Regions from separate parts of the Homo sapiens genome. Here all the other regions are linked to region 2. The links are chromatin loops, found by intact Hi-C in ENCODE. Cell type or tissue: A673. All regions are shown on one strand. Region 1 overlaps LOC107985698 (a long non-coding RNA gene). Region 2 holds the start of LOC107985699 (a long non-coding RNA gene). Region 3 has its middle 54 kb from the start of ACTRT1.

Region 1 (2,500 bases), 260 kb before region 2:
CATATCTTTTGAGAAAAAACAATGAAAGTCAATACAGAGGCGAAGCAAACATGGATACTGAAGACAGAGGAAGCTGGGAAGCTTGCATGGAGTCATTGAGTGCCAGGACCAGCTCCTAGTCCTGAGCAGGTCCGAAGGAAAGGATAAGTGAAGAAACTACAGGGCACCACTCTCCCGCTGTAGACCTCTGATTTCCTAGCTATAAGAGATTTCATGACCCCTATACACATTTGAATTGGCAGGGGGAACAGCCCAGAGAATACGCAGAGGCCCAGTAGGTTTAACACACGGGACAGCTGTAGCAAATCGTGATCATAGGTGCTCATCCCCCAAGGCTCTCCAACTTGTTCTGAATGATCACAGCCTCTGCTGAATGCCTGGCTGAGAGAGAGCAAGACTGCCTTTCCTGCAGGACCAGAGCACATCTGATCTGCATTCTCCCTTGTTTTCCAGCCCCTGCCATGGTTACCTGGCTGCTCCTGCAAAAGCATACACATAGCATAACCTCTATTGCCCCAATTTTGTGTTCTACTGGTGACCTAGGAAAAGAATGGTCCCCGAAGTACAGCTGGTGCTCAACCCTGAGGGGCCAGAGGACAAAGCCACAGGCCTGATCCCAACCAACCCCACCCCGGGTCTGAGCACACTTCTCAGGGGTATTGAGCTGAGATCTGTGCCCTGACCTCCAGTGAGAGAGGAGCCCCCATTCCCAGAACACTGAGAAGAGTGAGTCACAGATTCGAGTTCTGGCATGGGAACTAGGCATTCCTCCCCCTGCAAGACTGGTCCAGGAATGGTGTAGCCTGTTTACCAACCATAGCCTCTGCCTGACGGAGCACTGAATACCTAACAGCCCAGTGATCTGGGTGCAGAAGGCTTGGGACAAAACTAGCTGGCTGGACCTGATCCTGGGATAGACATCAGAGGAAGACCACATTGGGAGAGTACAAGCTGGATGGTTCCTACAGTCATTTGATGGGCAAAAATCCCCAGGCCCCAGGTACCACACAAACTGCAAATCCACAACACCACTGCCCTGCCAGGGAATCCTTTGCCCTTAACCCACTGCCTCAACAGACCACCCAGCAACATACTCCACAACCTGCTCTGACTCTGCCAAGCTCAGAGGACCAGCAGACCCCTGGGAAATTGTAGGCCTCCTAGTGACCTAACCTTCAGCTCAGGCTGCCTCCAAAGGAGAGGAGGGTGTGCAGCTTGCCAGAACCTCCACTGGGGCTAAGGAAACATGGGCATGGTGTTGGAGTGATTGGAGGGGGATCCCCCAAGACCCAGTAAAATACTTGATGAGGGAGTCATCGCTCACCTGCTCCCCATCTCCATCTCCCCAGAGTACTGTTGCCAAAACACTGAAGTACAAAAGAGATGCACTGCTGAGTAAGAGCCTATCTGCCAGACCCTACCCTTAAGCACCATCTACTGGATCACAGCCTGAATTACACCACCATACCAAAATAAAATCCTTCAGCACACATCACCTCTGAAACCGAAGCAGAAAACTAGCCACAGCTAGGGAACCCGTACAGAGCCTTTACTCTCTGAAACCACCAAGAAATGAAGCCAAGAAACTGTACACAACATGCACCACAGTCAAATCCTTAAGGGAAACAAAGAATAAAAACACAAAAATCTCCCTTCAAACAACAGCAATTTCTAAAAGATAAAGAAATACCAGCTCTCTTAGATGGAAAAGAATCAGCAAAAGAACTCTGTCAATTCCAAAAGTCAGACTGTTTTATACCTTCAAAGAATTGCACTAGGACCCCAGCCATGGATCCTAACAAAATTGAAATGTCTAAAATAACAGATATAGAATGCAGAATCTGAAAGGAAACTCAATGAGATGCAAGAGAAAGTTGAAACCCGATACAGGGAAGCCAGTAAAATGATCCAAGTATTGAAAGATGACATAGTCATTTTAAGAAAGAGCCAAACAGAGCTTCTGGAATTAAACAATTTACTACAGGAATTTAAAAATACAGTTAGAAGTCTTAATAAAAGATTAGGGAGGAAGAGGTGGAGCAAGATGGCAGAATAAAAGGATCCACTGATTGTCCTCCCTGCAAGGACACCAATTTAACATCTTCTACACACACACACACACACACACACACACACACATACACACACACACAAATAAAAAACCTTAATAAAAAACAAAAACCAGGTGAGTACTCACAGTACCTGGTTTTAACTACATATTGCTGAAAAAGTAGAAAAAAATAGTCTTGAATTGCCAACGCCACCCCTCCCCTACACCCCAGCAGCAATGGCATGGTGTGGAGAGCATTTCTGTGTGCTGGAGAAGAAAGAGTGCAGTAATTGTGAGGCGCTCAACTCAGTGCTGCCCTGGTAGAACAGAAAGAAAATAATAGACAAAACCAGCTGATGCTTGCCAGTGAAGGGAGCATTTATACAAGCTCTGGGCAAAGCGAAATTGCTAATCCCAACAGTCCAAACTCCACTTTCAGGCAAGCATCGC
Region 2 (2,500 bases):
AATGTGACCCACAGAGAGCAGAGAAGAGTGAGGCAAGACAGTTGCCCACCTGGGATTGTCACAGAGGCAAGAGAGGCTCCCCGCAGCGGGGAAATGGTGAGTTGAGTCAGTGAGAACCCCAGGAGACCTACACTTTTGCCATGGCTTGTTTCAATCCTGGGCACAGGAGAGCCCCCAGTCCCCTCCCCCTGGGGCCTCCAAGCTGACATGGAGAGGTGTATGTAGTGTGGGCAGAGTCACCTCTCAGGCCTACGTGTAGCCCTAAGGGTCATGGATCCCTGAGCACCGCAGCACCAGCTGCCATAGCTCAGCCAACAAGGAAAGCCAGGTTCTCTCACATGTCCCCATGGCGCTGAGGAGCAGATGAACCACAAACCTCACTTCCTCACCTCTGTTACTCCTCACCAGGCAAAGCCCACTGGCCTGGAACCCCGGCACAGACACCCCACACCCGCGTGAACACTCAAGCTAGTAGTAGCTCTGCATTTCTCTGGGACAGAGCTCCCAGAGGTAACCAAAAGGCCTGCAGCTTTTGCCACTGCCTCAGCCCCCGCCCCTACTGCCCTCAGGCTGGGGAGGGAGAGAAGAGCCCAAGAACTATCACAGGCCTCCAGTATATCGCAGCTGCCTTGTGGAAAAGCAGCCAGACTGTTTTCCACATGGATCCCTGCCCCTGCTACTCCTTACTGGGCAGGGCCTCCTGATCTGGGCCACCAGCAAAGACACTTTCCCCTCACCTGAGTACTTCAGTCAGTGGCAGCTCTGTGTTTCTCTGGGGATGAAATTCCAGAAACAACACAGGCTCTCTGCCATTGCCACTGCAGTGGTATCACCCTTGCTGCCCTCAGGATGGAGAAAGAATAAAGACCCTGATTACTTTGCTGGCACCCCCAGCATGCCACAACTGCCAAATGGAGAGGAGCCTAGTCTCTCTTCTCTGTGAGACCCCAATCCCCTGATCTTCACCAAGCAGGCCCGCTGACTTGGGCCCACAATGCAACTGCCCCATTACAGGCTGAACATACCCATTGGCAGTGGCTTTGTGTCTCTCTGGTTTGGAGTTCACAGAGGCAAATGACAGCCCATCTGCCACTGTCAATGCAGTGGTATCAGCCATTGCTGCCACCTGGTGGGGGAAGAAACAAAAAGCCTCAGAACTTTACTCACATCTCCAGCATGCCACAGACACCCTATGGAGAAGAGACCAAACTGTCTTCCCTGTGAGCTCCCTGCCCCCACTGCTAATCACCAGGCAGGGCCCCTGGCTTGGGCCCATAATGCAGCCACCCTACACCAAGATAATTTTTCTGATTGGCAGTGGCTCCTCATTTCTATAGGGTGGGGGTCTCAAGGGACAAGTAAGAAGCCCTCTGCCATGGTCACTGCCAAGGTCCTTGCCCTGGCTTTCCCCAAGCTTGAAGGGAACAATAAGCCTGAGTTAGCCCCAGGGCTTCAGTGTGCAGCCTAGGAGTGCCAGGCTGAGATCTGTGGCCAGCACTTGAGTATGAGAGGAGCTCACATTCTCAGGGCAAAGAGAGAGAACATGAGTGGAAACACAAGAAAACGCTGAGGAGCCATGTGGCTAAGAGCCCAACTACAAGCCATTATCCTTCCGCGCCATCTACTGGGTTGCGGCCCAAGCTTCAACACCAAAAATACTTTGCTAATATACCCTCCTGTGAAGACAAGGAGAAAAATTCAGCCACAAATAAAGATCATGTACAAAGCATCGCCCCTCTGAAAACATCCACAAATGAAGCCAACTGATTATACTCAAATTACACCAGAATTAAAGGAACATTAGCCAGCACAGATGAGAAATAACCAGTGCAAGAACACTGGCAACCCTAAAAGCTAAAGTGTCTCCTTATCTCCAAATGACCACATTGACTCCCAGCAATGCTTCTTAACCAGAATGAAATGGCTGAAATCACAGACATAGAATTCAGAATCTACATGGCAATGAAGACCATCAAGATTCAGGAGAAAGTTGAAGTCCATTCCAAGGAATCTAATGAATTCGGTAAAATGATTCAAGAGATGAAAGATGAAATAGCCATTTTTAAGAAAGAGCCAAGGGGAGGAGCCAAGATGGCCGAATAGGAACAGCTCCAGTCTACAGCTCCCAGCGTGAGCGACGCAGAAGACGGGTGATTTCTGCATTTCCATCTGAGGTACCAGGTTCATCTCACTAGGGAGAGTCAGACAGTGGGCGCAGGTCAGTGGCTGCGCGCACCGTGCGCGAGCCGAAGCAGGGCGAGGCATTGCCTCACTCGGGAAGCGCAAGGGGTCAGGGAGTTCCCTTTCCTAGTCAAAGAAAGGGGTGACAGACAGCACCTGGAAAATCGGGTCACTCCCACCTGAATACTGCGCTTTTCCGACGGGCTTAAAAAACGGCGCACCAAGAGATTGTAACCCGCACCTGGCTCGGAGGGTCCTACGCCCACGGAGTCTCGCTGATTGCTAGCACAGCAGTCTGAGATCAAACTGCAAGGCGGCA
Region 3 (2,500 bases), 680 kb before region 2:
AACTATTCTACAGTTACAAGTTATCCTAAACTAATGACAACTTAACTTTGATCACAAAGAAAAGAAACTAACAAGCAAAGAAAAAACTAAAATATTCTACAAATTAAATCCATCTCTTCCTTTATGACATTTTGTTGTCTCAAGTTTTATTTTTTATGTAACCCATTTATTAACAGAATTATATATTTATTGTTATTTTTGACAGATTTTTCTTTTAGTCTTTATACTAAAGATATGAATGGTTTACACACCAAAAATACAGTATTAGCCTGTTCAGAATTATCTGCGCATTTGCTTTTACCAGTGAGTTTTACACCTTCAGATGATTTCTTGTTGCAGATTAACATCCTTTTATTTCAGATTGAAAGCTTCCTTTAGCATTTCTTATAAAATGGGTCTGGTGGTTATAAATTTCCTCAGCTTTTGTTTGTCTGGGAAAGTCTAATTCTCCATGTTTGAAAGATAACTGTGCTGAGTACAATAGCTTTGGTTGAGAGTTTTTTCCCCTTTCAGCACTGTGAATATATCAACCTACTCCCTCCTTGTCTGTAAGGTTTTCACTGAAAAGTCTGCTGCCAAATGTATCACAGCTTCTTTATATGTTATTGGCTTCTTCTCTCTTGCTCCTTTTGGTATTCTTTCTTTTTTTTTGATGTTTGAAAGCTCAATTATTATATGCCTCAAGTTCATTTTACTTGAGTTAAATTTGCTTTGTGTTTTTTGACATTCTTGTATTTGGATATTTTTATTTTTCTCAACATTTGGAAAGTTCTCCACTACTGTTTTTTTAAAATAAATTTGCTACCCCTATATTTTTCTCTATTCCCTCTTTAAGGCCAATGTCTTTTAGATTTCGTTTTTTACACTATTTTCTAGATCTTATGAACGTTTTTAATTCTTTCTCACTCTTTTTTCATTTTTTAATTTTCTAACTATGTATTTTCAAATAGCTTGTTTTAGAGCTCATTATTACTTTCTTCTGTTTGATTAATTTTGTGGTTAAAATATCTGATGTATACTTCAATTTCTTAATTGTATTTTTCAGCTCTAGAAATTCTGTGTGATTTTTAAAAAATTATTTCAATCTCTATTATTTCTTCTAATACATTTCTGAATTGTTTTTCTGTGTTTTCTTGAAGTTCACTGAGCTTCTGCAAGACAGCTATTTTAAATTTTCTGTCTAAGAGGTCATACATCTTTGTCACTCTAAGGCCAGCTACTGTGCTTTTTTTAGATTTTCTGATGAGGTCATATTTCCCTGAATGTTCTTGATGCTTGGAGATGTTCATCAATATCTGTGTATTAACAAGTTGGGTCTTTATTCCAGTTATTACAATATGGCCTTTTTAGTGCCTTTTTGTTCAGAGGGTCTTCCAATAATTCAAAGAGGATTTACTATTGAATTTCCTGAGCCTGTGAACACTGTAGCCACTTCAGCACTAGAGGGTGCACTAAGACAGAAATGTCGTGACTCTTGTAGACTCACAGATACCCAGCCCTTATGAACTTGAGGAAGATAACAGAGACACAGGCACACCCATGGCCACTACAGCTGGCATTGTATTGGGATGCACCTGAGTCCCACCCCCTCCCATATCAATGAAGTATCAGACCTCACCTAAGGCCCATGGCTGTTACTTACTGACTACTGCTGATGTTTCCTCAAGGCCTGAGGCCACATTCATCAGCCTGTGGTAAAGTGGACTAGGACATGAGTCCATCTCACTGTGGCAGGGTATTCCTTCCTCATCCTAGACTGGGATCTAGAAATGCCGTTCTGAAGCGACTGCCTGGAATCTGGGACACTGGTGCTCAGTGCTATGTTTTACTGCAGCAGGGCTGGTACTATGTTGCAAGGCAATATCCCTGTACTGTTCCCTCTTCTTTTCCCAAGTAAAAGAAGTCTTTCTCCACACTACAATGCCTGTAATTGAGGGAGGGGTGATGTGGGCTGCAACAGTTTTTGTCACAATGGGGTGTGCCCTGAGCACACAGCCTCCCAGACCAGCACAGCACTGGGGCTCACCAAGGACCAGGGTCACTATGGCCTGGCTGACACCAGACCACTTTATTCACCTATTGGTGAAGTGAGTCAGGTTTTGGTTTCCTCCCAAAGGGGTGGTAAACTTTCCTCTGGACCAGGCCGGGTATTAAATGCTTCCTTTGTGGGCACCAGCCTAAAGTCAAGGACTGAGAAAATCTGCCCAGTTCTCTGTTAGACTATAGCAAGACCAGCATTGAATTCCAATGCAAAATCCTTTACTCACTTCCCCTACTGTAACACTGCACACAGATTCTTTCTCCACACATCCAGCTTTCTTTTTTTTTCTGGAATTAAATTCAATAGTTTGTGTCTTTCTTGTTCATAGTATTCCCTAATAATTATTTGCATATTTGTAAATTGGTATTCATACTCTCTCTTTCCTTTCCAATTTCAGTAATTTACACATTTTTACTTTAAATCAGTCCACCTAAAGTTTTGCCGATCATTTTTAAAAGC

The links. A loop is a pair of places that touch in the nucleus more often than their neighbours do. Peaks named below come from ENCODE experiments on the same cell type or tissue, not always from the same donor. Only the 100,000 strongest peaks of a DNase experiment are listed, where the experiment ranks them.
Region 1: a loop joins it to region 2, with 5 times the contacts of the local background. A loop is called at or near these places in 2 of 110 quality-filtered maps.
Region 3: it touches region 2 in a loop (8-fold over the local background); 4 of 110 quality-filtered maps call a loop at or near these places.

Annotation. Positions count from the first base shown.
Region 1 is chrX:128,517,272-128,519,771 of GRCh38, forward strand. The region is part of intron 4 of LOC107985698 (a long non-coding RNA gene); the gene reads right to left. Among named protein-coding and RNA genes, the nearest start is that of ACTRT1, 470 kb to the left of the region's middle. In A673, a CTCF peak has its summit at 1,457 (motif pointing left); a DNase peak (open chromatin) is centred at 1,450.
Region 2 is chrX:128,780,578-128,783,077 of GRCh38, forward strand. It overlaps LOC107985699 (a long non-coding RNA gene), which reads right to left and starts at 2,032. Exons shown (of 3, transcript XR_001755959.1): 1 at 1,026-2,032. RefSeq lists enhancers at 1,786-2,323, 2,324-2,500. In A673, a CTCF peak has its summit at 1,140 (motif pointing left); a DNase peak (open chromatin) is centred at 1,124; H3K27ac peaks cover 1,035 bases.
Region 3 is chrX:128,105,368-128,107,867 of GRCh38, forward strand. No RefSeq gene overlaps it. Among named protein-coding and RNA genes, the nearest start is that of ACTRT1, 54 kb to the left of the region's middle. In A673, a CTCF peak has its summit at 1,435 (motif pointing right); a DNase peak (open chromatin) is centred at 1,464.